Regions from separate parts of the Mus musculus genome. Here regions 2, 3, 4, 5 and 6 are each linked to region 1. A link is a loop called in an ENCODE intact Hi-C map of the cell type or tissue named here. Cell type or tissue: heart. All regions are shown on one strand.

The links. Hi-C counts contacts between places; a loop is a spot of excess contacts. Peaks named below come from ENCODE experiments on the same cell type or tissue, not always from the same donor. Only the 100,000 strongest peaks of a DNase experiment are listed, where the experiment ranks them.
Region 2: a loop joins it to region 1, with 3.0 times the contacts of the local background. A loop is called at or near these places in 11 of 42 quality-filtered maps.
Region 3: a loop joins it to region 1, with 10 times the contacts of the local background. A loop is called at or near these places in 40 of 42 quality-filtered maps.
Region 4: it touches region 1 in a loop (2.4-fold over the local background); 2 of 42 quality-filtered maps call a loop at or near these places.
Region 5: it touches region 1 in a loop (10-fold over the local background); 23 of 42 quality-filtered maps call a loop at or near these places.
Region 6: it touches region 1 in a loop (5-fold over the local background); 7 of 42 quality-filtered maps call a loop at or near these places.

What each region holds. Positions count from the first base shown.
Region 1 is chr5:30,635,857-30,640,856 of GRCm38, reverse strand. No RefSeq gene overlaps it. Among named protein-coding and RNA genes, the nearest start is that of Mir5625, 9.6 kb to the left of the region's middle. In heart, a CTCF peak has its summit at 2,609 (motif pointing right); a DNase peak (open chromatin) is centred at 2,596; H3K27me3 peaks cover 687 bases.
Region 2 is chr5:30,389,577-30,394,576 of GRCm38, reverse strand. It overlaps Otof (otoferlin), which reads left to right. Exons shown (of 47, transcript NM_001286421.1): 11 at 372-456; 12 at 4,646-4,805. Among named protein-coding and RNA genes, the nearest start is that of Otof, 70 kb to the left of the region's middle. In heart, a CTCF peak has its summit at 2,922 (motif pointing left); no DNase peak of the experiment used is centred here; H3K27ac peaks cover 356 bases; H3K27me3 peaks cover 403 bases.
Region 3 is chr5:30,514,206-30,519,205 of GRCm38, reverse strand. All of the region lies in intron 3 of Cib4 (calcium and integrin binding family member 4), which reads left to right. Among named protein-coding and RNA genes, the nearest start is that of Gm40272, 29 kb to the left of the region's middle. In heart, a CTCF peak has its summit at 2,625 (motif pointing left); a DNase peak (open chromatin) is centred at 2,635; H3K27ac peaks cover 2,106 bases.
Region 4 is chr5:30,228,580-30,233,579 of GRCm38, reverse strand. It overlaps Selenoi (selenoprotein I), which reads right to left and starts at 999. Exons shown (of 10, transcript NM_027652.3): 1 at 765-999. The coding sequence starts at 821. In heart, CTCF peaks have their summits at 947 and 2,476 (motif pointing left); a DNase peak (open chromatin) is centred at 1,059; H3K4me3 peaks cover 2,012 bases; H3K27ac peaks cover 1,727 bases.
Region 5 is chr5:30,421,117-30,426,116 of GRCm38, reverse strand. All of the region lies in intron 3 of Otof (otoferlin), which reads left to right. Among named protein-coding and RNA genes, the nearest start is that of Otof, 38 kb to the left of the region's middle. In heart, a CTCF peak has its summit at 2,382; no DNase peak of the experiment used is centred here; H3K27ac peaks cover 324 bases; H3K27me3 peaks cover 282 bases.
Region 6 is chr5:30,585,033-30,590,032 of GRCm38, reverse strand. Kcnk3 (potassium channel, subfamily K, member 3) reads right to left here and starts at 1,863. Exons shown (of 2, transcript NM_010608.2): 1 at 1,434-1,863. The coding sequence starts at 1,716. Gm9899 (predicted gene 9899) reads left to right here and starts at 1,414. Exons shown (of 4, transcript NR_040427.1): 1 at 1,414-1,662. In heart, no CTCF peak of the experiment used is centred here; DNase peaks (open chromatin) are centred at 1,169, 1,962, 2,742, 3,162 and 1 weaker place; H3K4me3 peaks cover 2,502 bases; H3K27ac peaks cover 3,091 bases; H3K27me3 peaks cover 2,094 bases.

The DNA.
Region 1 (5,000 bases):
ATACACTGCTGGTGCCACAGCCCAGTTACAGAGCCGGTTCTAGCTGGCTTGAGATGTAGAGCTGGTGTGGAGGAACTGTGATTCAAACGGGCTGAGCAGAAGTCCTAAGGCAGAGCTGGAGCCTGTGGGATGCATTGGATGGTTGGCCGGCTGGCGGGCGCCCATACAGTCAGGAAAGAGGGTTGCTTTCCCCACTTGGTTTGGCAAGTTTGAGGAGTTCACTAGCCTGTTTTTTATATATTGTTTTGTATTTTATTTGTATAAGCAAGTCACTTCTTAGACTGCGTCTTACGGCCTCTGCTGGCTGGACTCTGGTTCTTCATTTACATAAACAAGATGCTGGGCCATGCTGCTTTAGCATTCAGCATTCAAGACAGAGCAAACTGGTGCTCTGTGAGACAGATAACTCAAGGCAAGGCATAGCCAGAAAGACACTGTGCTGGACAATATTTAGTGACTTATAGCAGCTGCAGCCTGATCTCCACAGAAGTGAACAGGAAGGAACATTAATCAACACAGCTGTATCAGGAAGACAAGGCAACCAGTGTCTTTAGCCCTGACATGTTTGGAAGTCACTATCCCACTTTTGAATAATTGACAGGAACCCCTAGATGGACCAGAGCAGGGAGGCAAAGAGCACAGCCTCTTGATCGGTCTTGGTTAAAGTGTGATCAGGCTGATCACTGTATTGGGAATAGTCAGGTAGCGCCTTGACCTCTGTAGAAAAGTTGCTGCAGCCAGGGTGGGGTGATTCTTGTCACAAGATGTTTACCTAGCAAACCTGCTGTTTCTGGAACCCAAGAGGATTGCTGGAGCAAGAGGCAGGTGTAAAATGGAGGCAGAAACATCAAGTTTTCATCTTTTGTGTTTATCTTTATTATTGTTTGTAAATAAGGGTTTTATTATGACCCTCTCATAGTGCTTGTTTTCCCTCCCATCCCCACTGCTTTTCTTTCTCATGTCCGTTTTCTTCTTTCACTCCTCTCTGTGTGTGACACAGTGAGTTTAATCAGGGTTGTTCACAGGCACACAAGCACCTACACTCCTGAAGAAAATGCCTTTGCTTCCACCAGACTCTGCCAGCTGTGGATAAACTATCAGATGGGGTGTAGCCTCTCGAGCCCCTCCCTGCTCCATGACAGGATGCTAGCAGGTCCAACCACAACAGCTGCTGAGTTCATGCTACACCGTGTTTGGACATCAGTATCCCGCACACGACTCTCTCCTCTCTCTCTCTCTCTCTCTCTCCCTCTAAAACATTTTACCTATTGTATGTGTGTGAGCATGGGCCACAGTGCATGTGTGGAGGTCAGAGGACAATTGGTGTTTTAGTGATGTGAACAAAAATCCAATACAAACAAGATAAAATATAAAAGGAAAACAGCCTGTGAGTGCAATCCTACGATCAGGACAAGAGGAAGTTTCTCTCGGGACCATGAGCAACTGCTTCTCATCCATCACCTACCCTAAAGAAGTGCTAAATCACAGAGAACACCCTTTTCACCTGTCTAACAGCAATTTCATTGATTTTTAAAGAAGATCTCCTTTTTGTATTTATTTATTGTGTATGTGCAAATGAGTGTGCAGTCACTTGTGTGGGTCAGAGGACAACTTGCAGGAGTTGGTTCTCCCCCTCCACCATTAGGCCCTGGGGACTGAACTCAGGTCACCAGGCTGGGCTGCTAGTGCCTTAACTACTGAGCTAGTTCATGGGCCTGAGTGGACAAGATGATAGTTAAGATGTTGGAAGCTGATACACTGGTGTCAAGACAGTGTGTGACCTCGGGAGAGGACAATTTGACTATGTCTACAAAAGTCACAAGTGTACACCCCATGTCCTAGCATGGGGCTGCCATGTGTCCCTGGGCACTGATAGACATTTTGTTTTTTGGGTTAAGAGCTAAAATGGATCCTAATGGGAAACTGCAGCAGACCCATGTCTGTTGTATTCTAACTCGTTTCCCCACCCCACAAATGTTCATTATTGGGGTGAATATTGGGAGATCCTTGATGTCCTCCAGAGCATCAGCAATCACCTAATGTCTATTAGGAAAGGATTAACTAAGTGGTGTCAACCCCATGCACTGCACAGTGTCACTTTATAAAAATCAAGATGTTCCCTGTGTGCACAGCAGTGTTGAGAGCACTATGTATGTTTGGTGTTGCATGGAGAGATGCAAGGATCTACAGGTATTTGAAAGTATATGGAAAGTCTGGCTGGACATGTGGAAACTGGTAATTGAGTGATGGTGTCCTGGGGTGAGAGACTCCTTCTTCATAGCATGCATTTTTGTGCCTCTTGCATTTACACCACGTGTAAACTTACCTATTCATAAAGGTAACAGAATAAAAAGTTTACAGGAACAGATAGTGAGAGCGTCCTGCACCTCCTTTAACTCACGTCTATCAGAACTGAAGGCTGCACCCTGCTCCTAGACACTCAGCTTGCAGCAAATTAGGAAAGCATGGCTTGTTGCCTAAGAGTTGCGTCTGGATTCTGTTTTGCTGTGTAACATAAAGCTGGTCACTTCCTCTCTCTGAGCCCTTCGGCTGGGCCACCAGATGTGGACAGGCTTCTCCCACATCACAGGCTGTTCAAGGTCTACTAGGAGCCACCAGATGGCGTGCTGACCCTGCCACTGGAGGATAGACGTTGCTGTGCCAGCCAGCCTTTAAAGCCGGTTGTGGGTCACCTGAGGCAATTTTGGTACTGAAGGCAAACCCCCAGCAGAGACATTACCTTGGACATTAGGGGGCGATTTGCTAGGTCTGAGAGGTTCAGAAAAACAAGAAAGAGTACCAAGGTTTCAGTTTCCTCAAGGGTCAGAGGGGAGACAACACAGCCAAGCCTCCGTAACCAGAATGGCAGGTGGCACAGCCAAAAGGTTGAGAGAGCCGGGGTTTGAAGGAGGCTTCTGTCTATGCCTTTCACGGTGGAGTCAGAATCCCGGAGAGCCTCATATATGTAATCAGGACTGAGACAGACTGTCGGCTTCTCTGAGACTTAGATTCCTATCTGTAAAATGGGTATAATATCGTAGCTCCCATATGGGGTTACTGTCAAAAACGTGTATGCAGTTCTGCAGGTAGCTTGTGCCCTGGACACATTAAAGAATTAGTATATGTAGTGATCACCCTTATAACTCACAGGATGGACCCTCTTCAGAGGGGTTGATGTCCATAGACCTCTGGGAGGCAGAGGGGCTTCTGGGTGGAAGAAGCATAGCCAGGGTTGTCTTCCCGTACCGCACTCGGGTCACTGGATTCTCAAGCAAGTTCCTGGCTGGCAGATACAGACGTTCTTCAGATTTTTCTTTTTATGGGGACATGTGAGGAAAGTAGTGAATGTCTTTGCTTAAAAGCAGCTCTGTTTAAGGGCCATCAAGTGTAAACACCGTGGTCTAAAGAAAAAGGATGGCCTTTTAAAGGAGTCTTTGGTCAAAGCTTCATTTAAAAAATGGCTGGAAACCACTAGGACTGCTAACATTTGATGTTTAGTGACTCAGAGCCAAATGACCTCTTCCCCACAGCAGAGGAAAGATGACAAGTGGGCAAGATGCCACAGAGGGACCCTCTCGTCCGCCCGAGAGAGGTGCTACAGCCCGGGTGGGTGGGGGCCTCTGCTCAGGTGGGTGGGGCCTCTCTCAGGTGGGTGGGGCCTCTGCTCAGTTCCTCTCCTGTCCCCTGAGCACAGCTTCCTTCCACTCTGTGGGCCTTGAGGAAAGGTCGCTTGCTTTCCCCCACAATTGGCCCGTTGTTCTATGGAGGTAAAGCCTCCTAGAAGGGATCCCCATCCCAAGCCAGGGATTCCCAAAACATTCCTGTTAAAATGGAGCTTCCTAGCGTCCACTGCCCAAGGTTTCTCCAGGGACAGGGTTGGCTAGCTCACTCTGGCAAGTGGAAGAGACAGTTTTAGCTGGCTGAGGATCAGCCTTGTGTGAGGGAAACAGGGCAGTGGCTAAGAAGATAGCACTGAAGGACTTTGGGCTGATGAGAATCAGCTGAGCCCCCATGATGGTGTTGGCTGAGTTGGTGAGGCTGGGTCATTCTATCCCGAGACCATTAACAGCGGATAACCCAGGCTAGCAGGTGGCAGGAAGAAAAGAGAGCACTGCATTCCAGGGGAGTCATTCAGCAGCCTCAAGCTCTCTTACCTGTAAGATGGGTACAATCTTAAAAGTGTGTGGCCTGCAGCAGCACCAGTCGGAACAGTTGTCCTCTCCGTGATAATGACAATTGCACTTGAACCCATAAGCCTCTGCGGCTCAGGTCTAGGAATTCCCCAGTGTTGTGTGTGCAGAAAAAGGGGGTGCTAAGCGGGAATCCCCTCCAACAGTGACCACATACTCTTCTCTTGTTAAAGACTCTCTTCTTGATGTTCAGAGCACGGAATATGGACTTGTGACCTCATTCTTGCTCCTCTTTAGGTTCTGCTTCCCGATGGGGGGTGAGACAGGTGGGTGGGCAGGTCTCCTCACCTTGCCCAAGCACTGTCAAGGCATGAACAGTGAGAGGTCTCCTATATTCCCACCCTGCTGCCCAGTCACTTGGGCCTCCCCAGCTTCATGGGATGCAGTGGACAGATTCTGACCATAAACTGTCAGGCCAGAAGGCGAGAAGTTCTCTCTCTCTCTCTCTCTCTCTCTCTCTCTCTGGCTTTGGGACACATTGCTTCAGTTTTCTGTACTGAGGATGGATCTTCATTTGCAAGAGAAGGTTAGGACAAGATGGTCCTATCTTTTTCTTTTTTCAGTAGTGGCAAACTCAGGGAGGCATTGAAAAAGTGGCTCTTCTGCACTCTCTGTAAATTCTGCAGATTTCCTCATGCTTCTAAGACCCCCTCCACGTGGGCCAACCAGGAGGCTAAGCTCCTTCATCCTAAGCCTTTCAGCTGTGGGGACTTTAGACAGCCACACCCACCTATGTGTGGAACCTTCACTTCTGCAGTGGGCACTGTTTTGCATCCCTGCTGGCTTTATGGGTTTAGGGAAGAGTGAAAG
Region 2 (5,000 bases), 250 kb after region 1:
CCCTGTAATGTGCTGTTCATAACACAGCAGCCCTATGCCTGGATGCATGGCTGGCCAAAGGGGAACAGAGAATGGATATTGACCCCCTCTTGCCCCTTCAGCTGGATTCCTCTGTAAAGTGTAAAACCTACTCATATATGTAACGGCATTGGGGGGAGGGGAGCATGGCGTTGGGCAGGAGAGGCTGATGCTGAGCTTTCAGCAAACCAGCCCTGTTCCCTGCCAAATACCTTCCCACTTTACTAAGAAAGATGGAGGTAACACTATCTATCATCAGTGGGCCCTGCCCCTGCCCCTGCCCCTTCACACCCCATCCCCAAAGGCTACTCCCTGCAGAGCCTGACTGGCTGCTTGTGATTCTGCTCTGGAAGGTTATCCATTCTAAGAACCTGCTTCGGAGCGGCACCCTGGTGGGTTCCTTCAAAATGGATGTGGGGACTGTGTATTCCCAGCCTGGTGAGTAACCCCTCAAGAACTGGCTCGTGCATGCAGCTCCAGAACATGCTTGCTATTTGGCTCCTGGCATCCATCAAGGAGCACAGACACAGCCCACTGTCCATGAGTAGGGCAGCCACGGGAGTGGCAGTGAAACCGTGTGCACTCTACACACAGATGTAGGAGTCGTGTGCGCCATGTCTGATAGGTGTTTGCTCATTATGGGGGAAGGGACCTGGGAATAACAGTACAGAGAGGTAGCTCAAATACACGTGGTACAGGAGAACATCACCTCCCCTGTGTCCTATGAGAGCAGTTATACAGAGGGCAGTGAGAGCCCTGGAGGGGCCGTGCCCACCCACTGCCTCTGGCTGGCACCTGCTGAGCAGAAAAGACCCTGCTGTCCTTACAAAATCCCCATCACCCCCTGGCAGTTAAGAGGCCTGAGACTCACAGATGTGCCAGGGTTTGGCCCAGCCAATCAGCTAGTCAGGGGGATACCAGGGCATGTGGTATCCAACAAGTGAACCACCCAATCTAAGCGTGGTAACAACCAATGGCAAGTGTAATGCACAACTTTGGGGCACTCTGGGCTCTAAAATCGCTTTTCACAAGGGACCCCAGTTACCCTAGGAGCAGCTATGGCAAGAAAGGCTGTGTCTGATTATAATTCCACAGGTACCTATGGCCAGCGCTGTATAGAGTTGGTATGGGCACCCCAAGAGTTGGTATGGGTACCCCAAGTGATGGTCTAGAGCAACAGTTCTTAATCTGTTGGTCGGGACCCCTTTGGGGTTGAATGACCCTTTCACAGAGGTCACCTAAGACCGTCAGAAAACACAGACATTATGATTCGCAACAGTAGCAAAATTACAATTATAAAGTAACACTGGAAATAATTTTATGGCTGGGGGTCACTACAACATGGGGAGCCATGTGAAGGGTCACAGCATCAGGAAGGCTAAGAACCACTGGTCTAGAGGGCTTGTCACTAAGTGGCCAACTTGGGGATATCCATGTCCCTGAAGTGAAACTACTCAGAAATCAATAATTACCCTACAAGGCCCTTTGTTGGTGACAATACAATCTCAATCCAAATTGTCACATTTGACATAAATCAATTAAATAAATAAATCATAAATCAATTAAAGACACAGTAACATCCCTTCAGCTTTACAGAGGAGCCAATGAGCAGAGAGAAATGGGGAGGGGCTTGGAGGAGCCACTCAGAAGTAGGTGAAACAGTTGGCATTTTCTTGTGGCCCTAATAACACTCAGCTGGTGCCCACTGTAACAGTGACTTGTATCAGGAGATGTGAGTCTAAGACATGAACTCATGGGTCAAACCATTCCAGATGTGTGAGACCTCAAAACACCTGTAGGCTATCTGTCCAGATAGAGAGCTGGACTGGGGGTGTATCTCAGTGGGGTACTTGCCTGGCATAGCCAAAGTGCTGAGTTAAATCCTCTGCCCTCTATAATCCAGGTGTGGTGGCACACAACTATAATCCTAGCCCTTGGGAGGTAGAAGCTGGAGAATCAGAAGTTCAGGGCCATTCTTAGCTATATAGTAAGTACTGTAACTATGATTCATGAAAAGAAAGAACAAGCCGGGCGTGGTGGCGCACGCCTTTAATCCCAGCACTCGGGAGGCAGAGGCAGGCAGATTTCTGAGTTCGAGGCCAGCCTGGTCTACAGAGTGAGTTCCAGGACAGCCAGGGCTATACAGAGAAACACTGTCTCGAAAAACCAAAAAAAAAAAAAAAAAAAAAAAAAAAAAAAAAAAAAACAAGAAAAGAAAGAACGATGGATAGGCCCAAGGTGATAAGGAGATTTACCTTAAAGTAAGAGGGAGAGCCTGTTCTGATACCCAGGCCTTCCCACAGCCCCGTACAGGATGGGAGCCTCCTGGGAAGCAATGAGCTACACTTTGCTACATTGCTTCGCAGGAGACAAGCCCAGCCGTGCCCATAGGCTTGAGTGCTGCCAGGGTCTCTGGAGATGGTCTCCTCGCTAGGCCAAGCATCAGCAGACCTTCAGCCAAGATAGAGTGGGAACTTAGTATGTGCCCACAGTGATTGAGTTCTGATTGAGAAACTGCTGCTGAGGGCAGTGGTGGAGTGCCCCCTAAATCCCAGCACTCAGGAGACAGAGGAAGGAGGATCTCTGAGTTCGAGGCCAGTCTGGTCTACACGGAAAACGCAGCTGTTATGGAGGAGGTGGGTTCAGACACTGGACATGTTCCAGTAGGTCTAACTTCTCAATCCATGTAGACGTGGTTGTTCCTGTCTGACAGTAAGGAAATCGAGACTCTCCAAGTCCAAAACTACTGTGGAGTAACTGTCAGACAGAAGTTGAGCTCAGGCCTTTGTGGGCCTCTGCACTAGGGTAACCCACTCCCAGACTTACTGCTCCTCCCGGTAACCTTCCAGAGGCATGGCCAACCTTGGCTTGATTGCAAGTGCAGGAAATTGCTTGCTGCTGCCCTCTGCTGGAGATGAGTTGTAGTTGCCGTGGCCAGAGCTACCCTTTCCTTGGTCGCGGCTCTCCAGTTGTTCTTGCTTCTCCAGCTGGAGATTGCAGCCTCCAGACTTGAGGCCTCAGAGACTATGAACCCGGTGTGCATCCCACACAAATGCCCCTCAGCTGCATCCCTGACCCTCAGCCAACCAGAAGTGGGACACTCACACCCAACTCTATTTCATGTATGTCAGACCCAAATCTGCCGCCTGTATTTTTTGCCACCTATAATCTTCAGCCATGTTTTTTCAGGTTTATCTTCCAATAGCTTTTGGGTTTAAAGGTAAATTCTGTTTTGCCAGAATTGTGATCTTTCCTTGCCAAATTCACTCAGTTTCACCCAACCATGTGCATGCCTTTTCCATCTACCCACTCATACAAACATCCACTCCTTTGTCCACAACATAACAGACCCTGCTATAAATTAGTCCACCCACCATCTATTTACCCATACATTCCCAAGGCCAGCGGGCAGCCACACTCAGCCCTTGTCTGTCTCGCCAGCTCCTTCCTATTTATATCTGCTCAGAGCCATGAGGTCCAGGAAACTATGGCACCCTCCTCCTGAGGCCACCAGCTCATCAGAGGGGCCCCAGTGACTCCAAACACTAAGGTTTCCTGGCCCCTCAGCACCCTTGACTCTCAGTTGACACTGCTATGGCCATGACCGTCGTGACAGCTGGGCCAGCCGACCCACACACACACAGGCTGTATTCTGCTCCCTTCCCCAACCTCAACTCGAGGGTGCCACTGGGCTCAGAACCTTGGAAGACACAGGTGGGAAGGGAGGGGAGCGGGGTGAGTTCTGAGCCCCTGCAGATTTCAATTCCTGCAGGAAACTGTTAAGCAGGTCTCCCCACCTCGTACCTTATCACTAACTTTAAAATCAACCCAGTGGGGACAAATCTTCCTAAAATGCCTCCTTTGCTGACACTTGTACCTTTCTCTACACTGTCCTGTGGCCTGGGGACACCAGAAGGCACACTGCTAATCTCTGCACCAGTCTCAACATGGAGACAGGCATTGCGTAGGTGATTTCTGTGGTGGGGGGCATGCACACGGGACCCTGTGAGCACTGAGAGGTCAGGGCCTATTCCTCTGAAGGGGTCAGGGGACGCTGCATGGAAGAGGAGACTCTTGGATAAAATGATCCGTTTTCCAGCTAACTAAGGAGGAGGAAGAAGGCGAGGACATTCGGAGCAGACACAATGACCTAGAGTTTGGCTCTGTGTAAGCTCAGGAAGCAATGGGTACTTTGCCTGGACAGTCCTGGGGTGGTGGGACCAAGCAGGGAAGAGAGTAGCATTGCCACATGTTTGGCTTCACCTCAAGACACGGAGAGACTCAGAAGGGCTGAAAGGAAGAACATGATAGGTAAAGCCTCTATTATAGTAGGCCCTATCTAGCAGCTATGGGGGCCAGCTGTAGCAGGGACCACAGCAGAGACTGCAAGCTGTGAAACTGACTTGGAAGCAATTCGGAGTCCTGACACTTGCTCCTGGGCAGGGTCTCGCTCAGCCCTCTGCCTGCAGAGGCCCTCTGTCTTCACTGGCTGAATGCAACCAGAGCCATGGCCTTGAGTCTCCTGAGCCTGCAGCCTTGAGCTTGCAAGCCCTAGCAAGCACTGAGCTTGGACGCCCTGTGGAATCCTGGGATAGATGGTAAATGCAATGCCCTTCCACCTCTGCAGAACACCAGTTCCATCACAAATGGGCCATCCTGTCAGACCCCGATGACATCTCTGCTGGGTTGAAGGGTTATGTAAAGTGTGATGTCGCTGTGGTGGGCAAGGGAGACAACATCAAGACACCCCACAAGGCCAACGAGACGGATGAGGACGACATTGAAGGGTGAGGCTCCATCTCCCCTAGAGACCTGAACACAAAGTTCCCCCAAAGGAAGCTTGTAGAGTGGTCTGAACCCAGAATTCTTACCATTAGCCCCCTTACTTCCACACTTCACCCTGCCAGTCTCTCCTCTGGGGCCCAAGGCAATGTGGTCACCGGGGTTAATGGAAGGTAGTGCTTTGACATCTAGACTTCCGG
Region 3 (5,000 bases), 120 kb after region 1:
GTCCTGTGCACCTGATAGGTGACTTTGCCCTACCTGTAGCTCTGTCCCCCCTTGCTGGATGAAAGGTCCTGGTAGGGGCAGGAACCACCAGTGGAGACAGCCCAAGGACATCCTAACTCTTGCCTGCTGTTTCTTGGTGTTTTGACGGTCACCGAGGACTTCTGTATTGTCGGACCGTTGGCCACACAGAGACTCAGAAGGACCACTGTGCTTAAGGAACTGGGATTCCTGCTAAAGCTCCCCTTAGGCCCGCAACAAGTGCGTACCTCCGCTCCAACTGCAGAGTGAAACAATGCACAGGCAGCTTTGAAATCCAGGAGCTGCATCCTGGCATACTGGCTTGGGAAACAGGCTTGCTGGGAGCTTAAAACCGCATAGTTCTCTACTGTGGCAGGTCGAACATGATACTGATGGCAGGCTGGCCAAGTGGGCTGGGCTGATAACACTATAGAACGTTTACCAGTGGCCTGTGTACCAGATACACATATGGTCTCATTCAAACAGCATAAAAACCCATGAACTAAGTTCTTAGCCTGCCCCTTTTATAGATGGGGAAATGGAGAGGCCCTGTGGTCTACCCAAAGTCACAGAGCTTGTTTTTGCTGTTTTTATTATACAGAGTCTTAAATATTATTTAATACGTCCAGAACCTCTTCTTGGTTCACTGTGTCCCAAGCCTTCCACAGCATAAGGCCCAAGTCCTGGATGGCCTCGGAAGAATCAGGCCCCTTTAGCTCTTCCTTAGGAAAGGTCTATGGCAGGAAGATCTTCTGGAAGGTTCCTCGGGGAAGCATTAGATAGCTACGGGCCTGGAATCTAGGCAGAGAACCGGTCTGCTGGAGCTGAGCCAGGTGCAGGCCTTGTGAACCCACAGTTGTTTAATAATATTTAATGTTTTTACTGCCTAGCTTGCCTATTTGTTCCATCAGTGATCTGCCTCCAGCTGCCGGCAGGACACATCCCCAGCTTGTCCCTGCCAGCCCATCTGTCACCAGAAGACAGCTTTCATAGGACCTTTAAGAAGGGTGAACTTTTGAGGCAGAGACTAGTGGGGATAACCCCCCTGCCCCCAGGGCCTGGCTACAGAAGAAGAGTGTTTACCTGCCAGCTTCAACCTAGGAGTTCTCGCCCCGACCCTCCTCTGTCCCTCGTTCCCACCCCTCCACCCCTCTTCACCCTCATGTTTCAGCTCCCATCCCCTGAAATGGGCATGCAGGGTCACGCAGAACAGTCAGGGCCTCCAAGGGCCTTCAGGGTCCCAGGCCAGCCCTGTTACTGTTCTCTTCTCTGTAGCTCTGCTTGTCCTGTGGAAAGCAGGGAACTGGGAGAAGCCTGAAGCAAGAGAGAGCCCTCGGCCTCACTCTGTGGTCTCTTCTCCAGGGATCTGCCTCCATCTCCTCATCCCTCCACTGGCCTCAGTCCTTCCCTGGTCTGCTTCTTCCTGGTCCTCCCTTCCAGGCTGTTTGTCTGTCCTCCCTCTCAGCACACACTCCACTGTCCTGGCTCGAACCATCATGCTTTGCTGTGTGCTGCAGTCCTGGCTCGTCGGCCATTGCCCTGTACAGTTTCAATTACCCACAGCCAACTGCGGCCTACCAAGGGTAGTGTTTCTGTGGTCTGCAAAGAAACAGCTAATTAATTAATTTATTTATTAAATTTTATGTCTGTGTGTCTGTCTGTGTCCATGAGTACAATTATCCTCAGAGGCCGGAGGTGTTGGATCCCCCATGTCAGTAGAGTTACAGGCAGTTGCGAGTGCTGGGAACCAAACTCAGATCCTCTGCAAGAGCAGCATGTGCTCTTAATCCTCGAGCCATCGCAGGCAGCAGAAATCAATGGAGTATGCGTTTCTGAGTACCCTGATGGAATCTTGCTTTCCAGCTGGAGACACAACTCTTCCCTGCATCCAGAGAATCCACACTGTGTGTGCTACCCTCCTACTGAACACCCAGTAGTTACCTCAGTTGTCTGAGCAACTTCGAGGTATCACGGAGCTTGTGCAAGGCTTCAGGCCTATCTTAACTTCCCACTTCCCCTGAGGATAAAGGGGGCTGTGGTGTCTGGTTTAGACTTTTCTCTCATGTTTTGCGTTTCTGGAGAGACATCTCTAAGTGCAGGGGGCCTCATGGAAAAGGCAGATATAGCTTCCATGTCATGATGGGAGACCCCCCACCCCCAGGATCTAGTTCGGGGACTCACACACACTTGCTACAAGGGCATGAGTTCAGATTATGAGCTTTGCAACTTTATATCCACAGATAAAGTGGCATTTTCACCAGTCCTGACCTGTCTTCTGAACCCCTGACAGCTGGCATTCTCAACATGGGATTCTGAGTAATGCCCTGGGACCCTCATGTCCTATGTTTAGGAACATGATTTTTGAGAAATTTTGGGGGGTTTACTTAAATATCCAAAGGTCTTAGAAAGTCTGTACAAAAAACACCCGCAAGGTTCTTTAAGGCTACCGCAGACAGTCAGGGGCCAGTTCTCCCTGTGAGCCCTGCTTTCTTTACTGTCACACAGAGCGCTAATGTCTGCCTTGCTACTGTCTGCATACAGCAGGCGCTCATTTGTGTTGGATTTGGGAACTGACCCTGTGGTTCTGACCTAACACTGCCACCTTCTGGTGAAACTGCTCTGGTGCCAAAGGGCTGTTCCGGGTTCAGATCAGGAAGCAGGGGTTCCTCCTGGGCATACAGGAGAGGAACCTCACACAGAAGGGTCCACCCAGCTCTTCTGCTTTCAAGGAGCACAGAGCTCCATTGACCTGTGGCCCCCGTGCCACTGCTCCTGCCACCAAGCTCTTCCGTTCCTCTGGGACAGCTACTTCCCAGGGAGCAGACAGCTCAGAAGTTGTGTGGGAGGGTTCCAGCATTCGCTGGCCTGTAGACACCCCCTCCCCCCATAGCTCTCCCTCCTCAACAGGTGAAGGATCTTGTAAAGACTTATTTTTAGTTATCCTTTTCCTTTTTCCTATACATAACTTCCATGTATGCACCGTTTTCACTGAAAAACCCACAACTTTTGATATGCTTTTATTTTCACTTAACTCAAAATATGTTCTCATTTGCTGTGGGTTTTTTAGTTGTTTTCTCCATTGTTGATTTCTAATTATTTAGTAATGATAAAATAACACAGTTTGTATGATTTAAGCCCTCTTAAATTCAGTGACTTGCTTTTTAACTCAAAATCTGGTCTATTTTGCTCAATGTTCAAAATGTACTTGAAAAAAAATGTTTATTTGCTGTGATAGGTAAAACTTTCTAGAAAATAGTGATTACATCCTGTTGGTTGATAGTCTTACATTCCTTATGACTTTGGGGGCAGTTTACCTGTTCTACTATTGGCAGAAAAATGTTGACATTTCCACCTGGAATCATGGATTGTCTCTTCAAAAGACTCTTCTGTTCTCTCATTTCTGGTCTCTTCACTCCTCTGTGTAGATCTGAGTTTCTTTCCGGTATTTTCCTTGTGCTTATTCTGGGTTTCTTCCTGGGATGCTTTTTCCAGCTCCAGTCGGCTGCTATCAAGTTCTCTCAGCTTTGTTTGTTGGGGGTAAAACAACTCTCCTGCCTGGAGGACATCTTTGCTAGGTATAGAATATAGCAGGATAAGAACTTTATTTCGTTCTCCAGAAAATTAAACAATGGTTTTCTTCTCATCTGATCTGCTTACACAGGAAATCTGGTGTCATTTTATTTTTGTTCCTGTCTAGGTCCTCCTTTTATCTCTGGAAAAAAGTTGGGGCTTTTGTTGTTGTTTTGATTTTATTTTATTTTGTTTTGATATGTGTGATTACAGTTTACAAATCATTTCTTTTCTAATGCTTGTTTGCTTTGAGACAGGGACTCACTTTGTTGCTAGGCTGGTGTGAAACTCCTGAGCTCAGGCAATCAATCTCCTGCTTTATTTTTTAGAGTAGATGGGTTTTATAGTGTGTACCTCTGAGCCCAGCTTCCTCTACCTTCTAAAACATAAGTAGTGTGGCTACAGATGTTATTTTACTGTCAGTGCCTACCCTGTCATTTGAGTCACCGTGGACCCTGTTTCTGTTACATTATTTTTCTGCTAATGTGACCCCCATCCAATAGCATTTTTTACATGGCTTTTTTTTTTTTTTTTTTTTTTTTTTTGTTCAAGACAGGGTTTCTCTGTGTAACCCTGGCTGTCCTGGAACTCACTCTGTAGACCAGACTAGCCTCGAACTCAGAAATCCACCTGCCTCTCAGGTCCTGGGATTAAAGGCATACACCACCACTGCCCGGCTCTGTTCACATATTCTTGAGTTTTGTTTCCAAACGTGGTTTGTTACTGCAACAGTTTCTCATGGGATTTAGAAGGTGGGCTCTGTTCTCTGCTTTCAGTCCACCTTCCCTGATGTCAGTATTTTACAGAATCATGTCATACCAATCAAAACTAGGAAATTTGGAGTTTGGGAGACAGTTCTGTCAGCAAAGTGTTTGCTGCTGGAACCTGAGATCAATGCCCAGAGTCCATAAAAAAAAAAAAAAAAAGAGCCAGGCACTCACCTAGGCAGCATGTATACTAAAATTGGAATGATACAGAGATCAGCATATAGCCCCTGGGCAAATGGTGAGACAGAGATATGTGAAGCAGGGCATATTAATTTGTAATCCCAGGGCTGGGAAGGCAGAGACAGGCAGATCCCTGGAGTCCTAGCCTAAAGTCACAGCTGCTTAGCTTGGCATAGCTCAGGCTAGTGAGAGACCCTGCCTCAGACAGACAAGGTTGATAGCACATGGGAGGAACAGTTGAGGCTGCCCTCTGACCTTCACAGACTGGCACATGCATGTGTGAACAGTCTGCACCTGCAAACACAGGAGCACACACCCACACCCTGATGTCACCCATCAGTAGTTAGCCTTTGTAGCTCTCTACTTACGTTTGGTAGACACCACGGAGTCCATGCTGGTGCCTGGCTATCACACCTTGCTTACTCCACATGGTAACCTGTGATTTATGTTTTGAACTCAGGTGTG
Region 4 (5,000 bases), 410 kb after region 1:
TTTGCAACCCCAGAATGCTGGAACCACCAGCATTTCTTGGGGGTTCATGCCGTGCCAGACTCTTTTCAACCCTTTCCAATATACTAAGCACAAGAGAAACTCACACTTAGGCTAAAGAGCCTAAAAGAGAGGCTGAGTAGGGTTTCAACGACTCGTCCAAAGCCAAAAGAAGAAACTTGACTTTGGCATCGCGTTTCTATGTACTCCAAAGCCCGCGCGCTCTTTGCACTATACAGTTTCTTCTAGTGCACAACGTCTTAACCTGCAGTGCCAGCGCTACGAGCCTCAGTGAAAGCCCTTTTCCAGGGGTAGGGTGGAGTGCATCTGCATTAAGGCCTGAAAAAGTCACTTCCCTCCCTTAGCATCCGCTAAAAGACCATCCAGATCTCTGAAGTTGTAAGCACTGAGAGGCATGTGAGAAGCTCATTCAAACGACGACCAAAAGAAGGGAACAACACCCTCTCTGGGAAAGGCTGAAAACCCGCCGCAGTGACAATTAATAAGGAAAAGGAGAGAAAGGAATTTCTTCACCCCACTCTCTAAGGAAAAGGCAGTCTCCCGCGGGGTGCCAAGACCGGGCGGCCGGCCTAGGATGCTCCCAAGCTTCCCGACCGCGACCTCCCGCCCCCAGAATCCCCTTCAACAACGCCCGCCGGCGCGCCACGCGGCAGGCGCAAGGTGACACGGACCGCGCCGGCCCCTCGCCGGCCAGGGCGCGGCCCGGGCGCGGGGGAGATGGGCGACCGCCTGCTCGCCTTCTCTACCTTGTACTTGTCAAAGCCCGACAGCTGCTCTGGGCTCACGTATTCGTAGCCAGCCATGACGACCCGAAAACTGAACGCCCACTCCGCAGCGGCAGCGACACTGCGCGACAGGGCAATGAAACAGGAGCAGCACACGGCGTTGTGCAGAGCTAGGAAAGCCTGGGCTGGTAAAGAAGGTAGAGGCGCGCTCCGCCCACCGCGCACGCGTAGCGCACCCAGTGCGCAAGCGCAGCCCCGCGGCTCCCGCGGGTAGGGACACCGCCCCTTACACGGCCCGCCCCCAGCACCGCCTCAATCCAATCGGCACGGGATGGCCATCGCCAAGTCCCGCCCCTCCTACCGTCTTCGTCGCTTCATTTGCCAGAGTCAAAATAGGTGAACTGAAGTAAGAGGAGGAGTGAAAGGTCAACTTCCCAGCAGCCTTTGCTCTTGTCTCTGCTATAGGAACCCCGAGTGATTGTGTGGGATGCTCGCATAATCTTGTGGCCCGGGTGAGTGTGTACGGGGGCGTTCGAGGGGAAGGGCGGAGGCAGGTGTGTGCCACAGCGGGCTGTGAGCGCCTGGAGCTTCGGGATCCTGAAATGATGATGTCGGGCGAACGGGAAACATCGAGTAATCCAAAGGGACTTGAAAATCAGTCCCTTCTGATCCATGATGCTTGTGAACCTTGGACTGCCTCGTCAAATTCCACTGGTTCAGCCGGTGCGAATTCCAATTGCTTAAGTCTCCTCGATTCCCCCATAAAACCATTGATCTCTCAATCTCGACGGGGCCCTGTGTTTACAAGGAGTGATTTTACAACTAGGGCCCAGTGCATTGTAGAAAGAACACGTCACCAGTGGTTAATATGTGTCTAATAATAGGAAATGTTTAATAATTGCTACTTTTTATTGCGTGCCTTACGTGCAGAGAATTTTGCATACATCATCGCCAACCCATTAACTTTGAGATGAGAGGCATTTGCCCCATTTCCCTTAGCACACAGTCCGGAGTTGTGTATTCTCCAGTACCAGCAAGAAATTCAAATTACAATGCCTATCCAGAAGCACTTATTTGGTTGGAAATGGTTAGCCCAATTAGAAATATAGCCCTATTAGAAACAGATTATCAGTGAGTCTAATAGTTCCCTTGTTCCCTGGAATGAGGGCAATTAATTTGAAATCTCCACTTAAGTTCCTTGGAGTCATTCACTTAACAAATTGCTGTCAGGACCTAAGATATGCTAAGCACAGTTTCCGGCTTTTTTGAGACAGGATCCCATACCAGCTCCTAGCTAGCCTGGAACTCACTATTCAGCCCAGACTAACCTCAGATTCATGACAATATTATCAATATCAAGTGTGAGCCACCACACCCACCTCTAAAATGTACAGTTCTTAATGAGATGATGCATATAAAGTGTCCATTAAACCAACATAAAATCTTTGCTATGTAGTTTTTCTAGTCAATATAAATATGACAAAAAGAATCTTGTCATCAATTTTTTTTTAATATGAGCCTTGCACCATTCCATCTGAAATACAAACCATACTTAAAATACTTTAACTACTTGTGGAAAAACATTTAAAAGTGACAGGATAGGGCTGGAGAGATGGCTCAGCCGTTAAGAGTAATGACTGCTCTTCTGGAGATCCTGAGTTCAACTCCCAGAGGTGGCTCACACCCATCTGTAGCTCCAGTTCCAGCGAATCTGATGCCCTCCTGTGGCCTTCAAGGACACTGCATGCACAGGATGCAGGCAAACACACACCCATACGTGTAAAATAAAAAGTAATTTTTTAAAAACTTACACAACTGCAAACTAATAACAGTACATGAGCTACACATTTATTATCCACTTTACATCGGCTCACAACCCCCCTCCCTCCTCTCTTCCCAGTCCCACCCACCCTTACCAGTCCCTTCCCCATTACCACCCTACCAGAGCTGAGTGTGGCTGTGGACCCCTACAATCCCAGCTTTCTGGAGAGCTGAGGTGTAAGAAGAATCACTGTAGCCAATGTTGACTTAAACTCATGATCCTCCTGCCCCAAAGGCAATCTAGGAAATATTTTTTTAAAGAACAATTTTGAATGTTTTAAAGGACTCTTGTTACCTTTAATTATGTGTGTGAGTATGTGCACGTAAGTATAGGTGCCTGAGGAGACCGGGGCCATCTCGTGTCCCTGGAGCTGGAGTTAGAGGCGGTTGTGAGCTTCAGGACGTGGGTGCTCAGGAGGAACCCTGGTCCTCTCTGCATAGCAGTCAGCACTCTTAACTACTGAGCCATCTCTCCAGCCCCACAGCTTTAAATTTTGTGACAGCGAGTAGTTGCGGTTCACTGCCTCTCCTGTGTGGATGGTTGTTAAAACTTAGAATCAATTATAAATCCTGAGATCTTAAACAGAAATAATACAGAACTTTGTCTGGCCTTTGTCATCTTATACTTGTTATCTGAGGGATCTTCAACAATTCAATTTCACTTTGCCCCAGTTTTTTTTTTTAATTAATAACATGTATTTGTGGGGGAGAGTGAGCATGGATGGATCAGAAGACAGTTTTCCACAGTTGATTTTCTCCTCCCAACTTGTGAGTTGTGGGGAATCTAACTTATGTTATCAGGCTTGGCACCAAAGTGCCTTTACCCTTTAAGCCATCTTGCCAGACCTTAAGGTCTCTTGTGGGAAGCCGCCCCCACATTCGCCGTTACAAGATGGCGCTGACAGCTGTGTTCTAAGTGGTAAACAAATAATCTGCGCATGTGCCAAGGGTAGTTCTCCACCCCATGTGCTCTGCCTTCCCCGTGACGACAACTCGGCCATGGGCTGCAGCCAATCAGGGAGTGATACGTCCTAGGCGAAGGATAACTCTCCTTAAGAGGGACGGGGTTTCGTTTTTGCTTTTGGGGGGCTCTTGCACTCTTGCTCCTGAAGATGTAAATAATAAAGTTTTTACCGCAGAAGATTCTGGTTTGTTGCGTTCTTCCTGGCCGGTCGCGTGAACGCGTGTAAGAGTTGGTGCCGAAATCCGGGAAGAAAGAACCCAGGACGAAAAAACCCAGGACAAGAAAACTCGGGACGGGAGTTAACCATCACCGGCGCAAGGAAGATCCCTCATTCCAGAACCAGAACTGCGGGTCATGGTAATGAAGTGTTCCCATAAAACAGACTGTTGAGAAGGATTCAACTGCATGAATTCAGAACTCTTCAGCTGGGGAACAGGGGTACCAGTGAGTACAGCTTTACAAGGTAAGTCTGGTCTTAAACTTTCTAACGAAATTCAAGACAGTCTATCAGAAGTAAAGTGGGAAATAGCTTTACAAGGTATGTTTGGCCTTGAACTTTTTCTAGTGTTAGGAGCCTTTTTGTTCTTTTTCACATGTTATCAAGTGATTAAGGTAGGGCTAAAAATTCTGGATGAAATTCAGGGCAATCTATCAGAAGTAAAGCGGGGAGAGAGAGTAGGAGCAAAGAGGAAATATGGTTCACAAAATAAGTATACAGGCCTTTCCAAGGGTCTTGAACCCGAGGAAAAGTTTAGGTCAGGTAAGAATACCTGGGGAGAGATTAGAAGGAAGGAAAAGAAAAAAGAAAAAAAAAAAGATCAATTAGCGGAGGTCTCTAGGAGAAGGAGCCTATACTCATCACTAGATGAGCTCAAGGAGCCAGCTCTTAGTAGCTCTGAAGCAGATGAAGAATTCTCCTCTGAAGAAACAGACTTGGAGGAGGAAGCAGCTCATTATGAGAGAAAAGGGTACCAGCCAGATAAAGTGCTAGCTAATCAGTTAAGGAAAAAGCCAAAAGCGGCTGGCGAAGGCCAGTTTGCTGCTTGGCCTCCGGGCAGTCGGCTTCAAGGTGCACTTCCGCCCTATGCGGAGCCCCCGCCCTGCGTAGTGCGTCAGCCCTGCGCAGAGAGGCAATGCGCAGACTCATTCATTCCCAGAGAGGAACAAAGGAAAATACAACAGCCATTTCCGGTCTTTGAAGGAGCCGAGGGTGGGCGTGTCCACGCTCCGGTAGAATATGTGCAGATTAAAGAGCTTGCCGAGTCGGTCCGTAAATATGGAACCAATGCTAATTTTACCTTGGTGCAGTTAGACAGGCTTGCCGACATGGCACTAACTCCTGCCGACTGGCAAACGATTGTAAAAGCCGCTCTCCCTAGTATGGGCAAATATATGGAATGGAGAGCTCTATGGCAAGAGGCTGCACAAGCGCAGGCCCGAGCAAACGCAGCTGCTTTGACTCCAGAGCAGAG
Region 5 (5,000 bases), 210 kb after region 1:
GGTGAGCCAAACAGATAAACCTCAAAGAGCAGATTTCAGGCCTGCTGTCAGGACCACAGAAAGTATGGCTAGGGCCAGAAGCCTTCTCTTTGTCTCCAAAGGGTGGCATCACTCAGTCAGCTTTTTCTGGTTCTACAAAATAATAATAATAATAATAATAATAATAATAATAATAATAATAATAATAATAAGGAAAGCATCCCCAAGATAAAATATGGCTTTCTTATTTGGTGTGAGACACTCTGTGATTAATAAGGCAGGGGAAACAGGGAGAAGAGAAGGGCCCAGTGCAGACTGAGTGGATACAGAAGAAAGCAGACTCAGAAACCGGGGAGAGAACCAAAGAACTCCACCCAGGGCCTGTCTACAGATGCCAGAGCTCTCAGGAGCTCAGTGGTAAAACCCTTACTGTGAAAAAAGGGAAACTGAGGCTCAGAGGCACATGGAGGTCATGTGAGAAGACTCCAGGAGAGCAGGGGCAGGACATATGTCCTCCACCTCCTCTTCTAACCCTCTGTAGCTCTCAGCAGCCAAAGCACATGAATGCTGCAGAAGAATCTGAAGAAGAGGTTGCTGATTCGCCACAGTGGGCATTGCCAGAGCAGACACCGAAGCGCAGAGAGCCTGGATCCATCAGGATTCCGGCTATAGACAAAGTAAAAGATTGAGGAATTTTAAGGGGCATTGGATGACCACACAGTGAATCTACCAAACATTAAAGCTCATTTTAGGTTTTCCTAAATGCAAAACAGAGGGAAGATAGAGCAAAGTGGCCTATCTCCTAACTGTGCCCTCCCTTCCCCCACCCAAGAGAAAGCAGGAAAGTCACATGGGACCAGGCCTGGTGGAGGATGACCATTCAAGCCACTCTTGGCCAAGACCTAAGATGTGAAGAAGAGACACAGGCCAACCTTGGAGTAAGGTGCTTGGAGCTAGGTGGGGGCTCAGGGCTTCCTACCTTGGAGTTAGAGAAGAGGACTATCTGGTTCTGTCCAGTGGTGTTAGGGACTGCCAGGAGGTAAAGACATGGTACAAGGGTGGAAAGCTGCTGGCCAGGGACCATAAGGTCCCCAAGTGTCCTAGAACCAGGGCTTTCTCCAAGAAACCTGGAACTTTCATGAAAACATATTAGGAAGAGGTTTTATGTATCCTGTGTAGCCTTACCAGGACTTTAAGGGGCAATGGCTCCTTCCACCAAGAATGCCAGCTGCTCTGAATAATTCAGAAGCCAGGAGCACAGTGGCAGCCGGACTGAGCCCGGGGCACTTGACACCAGCTCCCAGGGGAGGACGATAAATTATTGACAGGATTCTGGTGCCCAGTTGGTGCTCTGCTGTGGCCAGTCTGTGAGCCCATCTGCACTTGAGGCCTCCTCCCCATTGCCCACCTACCTGATAATTCTGGCTTCTCCCAGGCTACTCTGTAGGGTTTCCATGAGGGCTGCCCTCTTTCTAATGGGTGTGCTTCTAGGGCCACATAAGGGATGTGTGGTCAGCCTGGGGAACCAAGACCCAGCTAGACAGTAGGTTGAAAAAATTCTTTACTGAGATATCAACTGTCCATTTAAAACTTTATTGTTTTATGGGTTACGATCTTTTATTTATTCATGTTTATTTTTTTGAGGAAAGGGGAGCTGTTTTATACACACACACGCATTACCACCACCACCACCACCATCACCACACCACCACTTTAAGATCTTCAAGGGTCAGTGACAGCCTGGCTCTGTTGCTAGCGCTCACCTAACAGAGAAGACCAGACCTGGCTGAGCCCTCTAAATGCAGGTCACACACAATAGCAAGGAGAAGAGACAGTGAGGCAGAGGGCCTGCAGCAATACAGAGCTGGATCTCCACACCAGCATGGAGGGTGGGGGTGGGGGGAGATGGCATCAGAATCTTTAAGAGGAAAAAAAACAGCACAAGACTTGCAGAGGTTGCAGAACTAGCTACCATCACATAACTACCGGGGGTGAAGGCCCCCTGAGGGACTGCTACATCTGATTCCAGAGCAGAACTCTTCCATAGTCTATGCCTCCTCCCTTATGGAATGACAGATCACATGTCCTTAGAGCTTGACCCAGGGGGCAAGGAATGGGAGATTGGCCAGGAGGGCGGTTTGCTGCATGTTGCAGGCAGTGAGGTGTGGACTAGCAGTGGAAACAGATTGCAGTATTAATACTGGTGTTGCCTTCCATTTCCTGTCTGGACGAGGCTTGAAAGCTTGATGGGAGGGGTCATTTCAAGGATTCGCACTCGCCAAGTTCTCCTCCCAAGCCCCTCCCGAGTCTAGGATCTCAGACTGTAAAGGAAAAGAAATGTAGAAGACATCACCAGAGGCTCTCTCAGCAACTGCAGGGGAATGGCTCCCTCCTGCCCCCTGGGGGGTGTTTTGTAACATTGCAGCACCTTAGTAGATCCTAGGCACCTCCTTTGGCTACTCTCGGGCGTTTCAGATTGAGAACAAATGTGCCTGAGTTCCAGCCCTCAGCAGTTGCCTGGCAGGGCTTACTGGGGTGACAAGGACTCACAAGAGCCTGTCAGCAAAGGCTCAGGGTAGGACAGCTTCTCCATGTGTGCCCCAAGTGGCAGTAACAGCATCACCGTGCTTGAAAGTGCACATACTCAGGGCTCTCCCACCGCCACCTCCAGCCTAAAGGTGTAGCCTGCAGAGTCAGCAGATCCCTCTGGGGGAACTGTTAGAATATTAAAATTGGGTGTGCTGTGAGTGTATGCACTGCAGAAACCAGTGAATGCTGCAAACCAGCAGTGACAGCAGGTCTATGAGGAGTTGGCGCATCCCCAAGACTCCATTGATGCCACTGATGAGCCAAGCACTTGAGGCCTTTACAAGGCCAGTGCGTTCCTTCATGCCCACTGCTGACTGTTGTGATCTCACCAACTTGGTGTTCTACCCCTTCTCTTTATAAAGACAGGACATAAACTCCCTAGCAGTGACTTGGGATCTCCTGGACCCCAGCTCAGGACTCAGTGCTCCACCCACCCACCATGTGTATCTGCAAAGTGACGAGAACCCAAGATGGGACTGGAAGCTTCTATGGAACTTCTCTGGGAAGAATCAAAAACCCCTAAGTCTTAACTTAGCACGGGGGGATGGGAGACGTGCGACTCAATGAGGCCGTGAGCTTGGGGGGCAAGCATGTCAGAATCATCTCTTACAGCTGTTCCCACTGTGTGCTCTTGACACAGCTGGGAGGACTGGAGGGGGAGACATACATGTTCATGTGTATATGTGCACATGTGTATACAAATGTATGTCTCCTCTTCCTCTCCCACCCCATGTGTGCACATATGTGCTTGTGTTGCACACATGTACGCAAGACGTCAACATTGGGTGTCTTTCTCTATTTCTATCTACCTCATCATTTCTTGAGACAGGGTTTCTCACTGAAACCAGGGCTCACTGATTGTGCCAGACTGCCTGGCCATCGATGAGCTCTGGGGCTCACCTATCTCAGCCTCTTCATGCTGGAGTTAGAGATGAGCACCTCTGCTCCTGACCTTTTGGGGGGAGGGAGGGAAGGAAGGAAGGAAGGAAGGAAGGAGGGAGGGAGGGAGGGAGGGAGGGAGGGAGGGAGGGAGGGAGGGAGGGAGGGAGGGAGGGAGGGAGGGAGACAGATAGGCAGGCAGGCAGACAGGCAGGCAGACAGGCAGGCAGGCAGGCAGGCAGACAGGCAGGCAGACAGACAGGCAGACAGACAGACAGACATACTAGGGATCTAAACTCCGGTCCTCACTTTCATGAGACAAACATTTCAGTCACTAAACTATCTTCCTAGCCTCAGAATTTAAACAAACAAACAAACAAAACAGTGTTCTCCCTTAGTATTTTATAAGCAACAAGCATGTTTTTGTCAGAACTCACTCATATTTGTCATTAATTAGTTGCGTCGCTGTCCCCTTTCTTGGCCCCACCTCTCTCTACAAACTTCAAGTAGCACAAGTGTCCCCCAGATTGCTTCCAAGTTTCACATACTGTGTGTTCCTTGAACCTCTTTGTCACTTCTGTGGAAATGGCATGAGTTCTCTGTGGGTCCAGGTGGATGTACCGCAGGAAGGCATCTCTCTGAGTCCTCTGATCCCTCCCAGGGCAACAGCTTTCCAGTCTCAGCATTGATCAGGCACCCACCACTGCTCAGCCATTGAGGACCCTGGTGTGTGGGGAACCGCAGATGGAGTTTAAATATAGAATACACAGGCTGTCCTGTGAAGACCACAAGTAACAATTGGAGCATCAGGTGGAGGGCGTGTCGGGGGGACAAGCACGTCATTTATGAAGTGAAATTAAGATCATTAGCTTAGCTTAGAAGAAAACTAAGACAAGAAAGCTTAGGTGAGTTTCCCTGGGCAGACACCACCCATGGAAGCATCCGAGCTGGGTTTCTGCTGCAGAGATTGTCTCTGGTGTGATTCTTTGTGCTTGTCTCCGCTATACAACTGAATTAGGGGGGACTCTGTGGTCCCAGGAGCTTATGCACAGCAAATGTGGGGTGGATGTATGTGTGGTGTTGGTGATGCTAGAGGCCTCTACTCCAGTCAGGAAGTAGAAGAAAGGAGTGCTTGTGTAGCTAGAGGTCTAGGCTGGGCTGTAGCTCAATGGCCAATCACTTACTTGTCCAGTATGATGCAGAGTTCAGTCTCCAACACACACACACACACACACACACACACACACACACACCCTGACACTGCCACCCCCGCCATCACCACCACCATCATCAGAAGCCTCGATGCCTTCCCACCACCTTCCATTATGGCATCTGGAAGCTTCCATACTGCAGGGGACCAGCTGCAGTCCCGGTGCTACGTTCCCCATCTCTATCTGTGGACACCACTTAGAATTCTTTCTTCTTCATTTCCAGGGGACACTTAAGGGGTCAGACAATCTCATAACCTCAGGTTACTGGGCTACTGTCTCCAGTACCAGGCTAGGGTTTTCATGTTTCTCTCGGTCTCTGTGCCAGCCAGACACTGAGATCAG
Region 6 (5,000 bases), 51 kb after region 1:
ACCTGCTGTTAAACTCAGGCAAGTGGCAGTGGGATGTGAAGGAAGGGGCCCAGACCAAATCTGTCCTTTAGGTGGTATCTGGGAGTCCTCTCCCCACTGCTGGAGAGCAACAGAACATCAGAGCAGCATTCTGCAGTGGACACAGCATAGGCTGTGTCCAGCTCTGTCTTTTACCCACTTCCTCTCCTGTTGACTCCCAGGAAAACACTGCCATCTTGCTATGGGTTTTGCCAAATGGCAATGAGTCCCTGGGAGTTGGGCCAAGGGAAGGGGGTGGGGGTCAGGATGAGAAGGGGTGGGGAAGAGGAAGAAGATTCAGCTCCCGGAGGCATCCCAATGGCTTTGGGGCAAGGTGGGTTCCCAATCTCAGAGTCCAAGCACGTCAGGGCTGGGAAGAGCCCTTGACATCCTTTTGGCCAACCTCTACATGTTGGGACATGAGCCCAAGATCCAGGCAGCAGAAGGAACTTGACCAAGGTCGGTCATGCAGAGGTGGTGGAGCTGGGCTGCAAATCACAGGGTCCTGGGAATGGTTACACTGTGTAATCCTGGTTGGATACTTCAGCAACACGGCAAAGGGCCTGTCTTGAGGTGCTTTTCCTGGCAGACATCTATTTGTGCTCTCTCTCTCTCTCTCTCTCTCTCTCTCTCTGTGTGTGTGTGTGTGTGTGTACCTGTGTGTCATGTTCTCAGAGGAGCTGGGTGTGTGTATGGCCTCCTACAGCATGATCTGCCCTGGCTTTGGAAAAGAAGTGGAGCCATTCCCGTGAGGTGACTGTTTTACTGGGACACTGGGGAAGAAGGCTAACAGGACAGAATCTGGATTCCAGCCCCTGATCTGCTGCCCTCAGAGAATTACAGGCCCTGTCTGGTGCAGCCCAAACTCATGGAGGTGGACACACACTCACACTCACACTCACACACCCACACGGACACACGCAACCCACCCCCCTCCCTAGCAGCACTCAGTCGCAGTTAGAGAGTGGCCCCGTGTGTCGCGGAGTGCAGCTTTCCGGCATCTACGTGCCTTCCCAACGCCCAGCAGGTGTGGACACCCGGGTGCCCAAGCCCAGCGTCAGGGACACGGAGGAGTGGCGCTCTCTCCGGCCCTTACTCTGGATGCCCAGCCCCAGGGCCTAGCCCGGCCACACCCCTCCTCCCGAGCCTCGGCCGGCCGCTCCTGTCCCTCTCACACACTTAAGTCCCCTGGGGTCCTCGCACAGCCCGGCAAGGCCAACTTAGGGCTGGCCGGACTGGAGACAGGTCGAAGTCAGGGGTTCCCGCAGAGCAGACACACCGGGCTGAGCCCCGGCCACTGGGAGCGCGCGGGTTCGGCGACCCGCCCCGCTCCGCAGGGACCCCTCAGCCGCGGGCGGCTCCCCAGCATCCCAGGTCCCCGCCCCCGTCCCCGCCGGCGCGGCGAGTGTAGTTACCGATGGTGGTGATGACGGTGATGGCGAAGTAGAAGGAGCCGGCGAAGCGCCACTGCACGCCGGCCTTGTGCGGCTTGAGGCGCAGCACGACGCGCTCCAGCTCCTCGTAGCCGCCCTCGCTGAGGTTGTAGCGCGCCCGCAGCTCCAGCTGCCGCAGCTCCAGCCGCTGCCGCTCGATCATCTCCGGCTCCGACTCCAGTGCGTCGAACACCGCGGCGCCCACCAGCAGGTAGGTGAAGGTGCACACGATGAGAGCCAACGTGCGCACATTCTGCCGCTTCATCGTCCCTCCCGGGTCCTCGCCGGCCCTCCGGCGTCTCCGGCCCGCGCCCCGGCCCCGGCCGCCGCCGCCGCTGCTGCCCCGGAGGCGGCCTGGGGCATGGCTGCGCTCGCGGATCTCCACGCCGGGCACCAGCTCCGCACCCCGGGGCCACCGCCGCCGCCGCCACCGCCGCCGCCGCTGCCGGCCGCCGCGGAGCTGTCCCTTCAGCACCACCCACCACCCTCCTCCGCCCGCCCCCGCGCCCGCCCCCCGGCCGCGGGCCGCCACCTCCCGCCTGCCCTCCCGCCCAGCCAAATAAGGACTGGGGAGCCGTGCCGAGGGCGGGGGGGGGGGAGGGGGGAGCAAGCGGGAGAACCCGGGCAGGACAGAGGCGGGAGAGAGAGAGCGAGAGAGAGGGAGAGCGAGAGCTGGGGGGGGGGGGTGAGCAAGATGGGAGAGGGAGGGAGAAAGAGAGAGAGAAAGAGAGAGAGAGAGAGGGAGACAGAGATCCAGCCCGCCAGCCCCAGAGAAAACTAGGCAGGAAAACAGATAACTACAGGGAAGGGAGAGGACCCAGGGTAGGGGCCTCTGTGTGTGTGTGTGTGTGTGTGTGTGTGTGTGTGTGTGTGTGTGTGATGGAGGAGACTAACCACACAGACCCAGGAAAAGAGGGATCTGTCAGGAAAATGCGGTGCAAACGATGCAAAGAGAGGGACAGACTGAGACGGGGAAACTTGTGAGTGCTGGAGTACAAATGTCCTGAAAAGGGGCGGAAAGAGGAGAGGAAAGGGCAAGACCCCAAGCTCCCAAAAGCAATCCCTTTTCTCCACCCTTGCCCTAGTCATAGTGCTGAGGCTGGAGGGGACCTTGGGTCCCACTGGCTCAATCTTTAGCCCATGGATAAGGAACCTGGGGCATAGGAGGTGAGCTGACACATATGACACACTTGGAGAGTTGGGGGAAAGACCAGGGCTCAGTCCTCTCCACTCAGATCACATGACCCTTCCTGTGCTCCAGCGTTTGGCTTATCTTAGAAACTGGCAGGGATCTGCTGTGGCCCAGGACACACAGGAGCCAATACCCAAGGGAGAGCTTTCTCTCCGAACACTGAGTCCCTCCCAGGTTAGCACCAGGCACTGGGGACTGGCTGAGAAAGCCTAGGCTGGTGGCTGTGACCACTTACCCCATCTTGATATTGATGGCCCTTGCCCTACACCAGCACAACAGGCTTGACTTGGGCATTGCAACATAGAAAACAAAGGATGCCACCTTGTAGCACAGCACAGGATTGGGGATACAGCTAAAACTGGGGTTGGGGTAAGGGCATCCAGACCTGGTAACTCTCTGACAGACTGAAGGAACTGGCATAGGGGTCCCTCTGCCTTAGTTTCTTCATCTGTCAACCTGGTGTCTGTGGCACTGAAGAGGAAACTGGCCAGGCAGTGGGAACTCAGGCAAAGTGTCCCTGCCCCTCTTGGAGCCTCCTGTCCTTATCTCTGCCATGAGTTGTCATGGCAGATGATCCCTGGGGCCTTACTCAGCTCCAAACAGCACTGGACATGGATGGGCTGAGAGAGCAGAATGATCGGAATGCAAATCCCAGTGCCAAGAAGGGTCAAACAGCCCTTCACAGGACCCTGGCATAGGCCGAGCAGAGAGTTGTGGAAGAGACCCAAAACTCATGGCTCAGGAGGTAGCCAGCGGGGGGGGGGGGGGCACCATCTGCCACATTCTGGGCTGGGATGTCATTGCCAGATACCACTTTGTGTCCAAAAGCACCTCAGAAGAGCTACCTGCCCATTCAGTCCACAAGGATGCAACCCTGTATCTTTCAGAGTATGCTATACCTGTGACCTTAATCTTTTCCTTGGTCCTCAAAGGTAGGTTTGCTTATAATTAGGACTGTTTTATAGATGAAGAAACTGAGGCTAACAGCAATACAATCACCCAGGGTCACTGAGTTGGAAAGAGACTTCTTGTCTGTTTCTCGAGCTCACATTCTTCTCCTTGACAGTCTTCTCCTTGAGTCCTTGAGCCTTTCTTTCTCCACCTGTAAGATGGGTTTGATCATTATGTATTAGTCTCCTGAGCAGTTGGCTGTAAGGAATCAAAGGAAGTCACATGTTTGCAAGGAGAATAGGTGAGGTTCTCTAGTGACCTTTACCTTTTTTAAAGACTCAGGCGTCTAGACCAGCACACCTCAATGAGGGACCTGTGCCTCCTCTCCCCACAAAGGAAGGTCTTTCCTTGGCCTTGTGGGCCTGTTGGGGATCTTTGTCCCTGGCATCCTTTGGCTTCAGGAAGAAGAGCCATGCCATTCCCAGAATCCCATGCACTTCTGATGTGCTGGTTCCCAGTCAGGATCCTCCCAGGAACCATTTACTCCCAAGATCTGTCTGTCTGTGCAAGTGACTTCCTTAGGGCTGGGCTTTAGTGGGGATGCTGTCATGTTTTTCCCACTTCCGGGTGCCAACCCCAGACTGCTATACAAATGAAAGGCAGTATTATTAAGTAAAAGAGGTTTAGGGAAGGGGAAAGCTGTCTTTGGGGCAAAATATTTATTATTAATTTAATTGTTCTTGTAGCTCTTGAGAACTAAAGGATTCTCAGATGTCCTCTCTCTCAGCTTTCTCATGTTACAGATAAGGAAACTGAGGCCTGGACAGTACTGAGAAAGGCAGTGAGGGTCCTACAGAGGGAAGCAGTGCTTACAAGCTTCTGTCATATCCAGGACCAGAACACCTGTATTGCATGTCCTGAGTCCTGGAGGGCAGCTTGCGTTCCCCTGTCCATCCTGTCCCTTGCAGAGGGAGGGTTGGGACAGAGGAGCACAGTCAAGGTTTCTGATCAACCCCTGGGACAGCAGGCACCATTTCAGCCATCCTCTTCCTGGTGAGCTGGGTTGGATTGCATCAAAGACCCAACAGCATACCTCAGTATCTTCTGCACGGGACCCTCGGACCTGCCCACACCTGCTCAAAGTCAACCTGTTTCTGCCTGTGTTTGCAGCAGCATTAGAGGTCAGCTGCCCCCTTGCCACATCCCTAAGTGGTGGATTCAGACCAGAAAATATCAGCATGCCTTCCATTTATAACATCCCATGCCCTTCCTGGCCTGATTACATCTGTTTGATCCATCCTCTTGAGAATTAGGCAAAATAGGGATAAACAGCCGCTTCTTTGAAGACTAGTTTGTGAGGAAAACAACTGCCACAAGGTTAGAGTAAATTGTTTGGGATTTACCATTAGCTACCATGCCCCACTGTATACTAAATATTACACACAGTCATTTCCAGCTTAGCATGC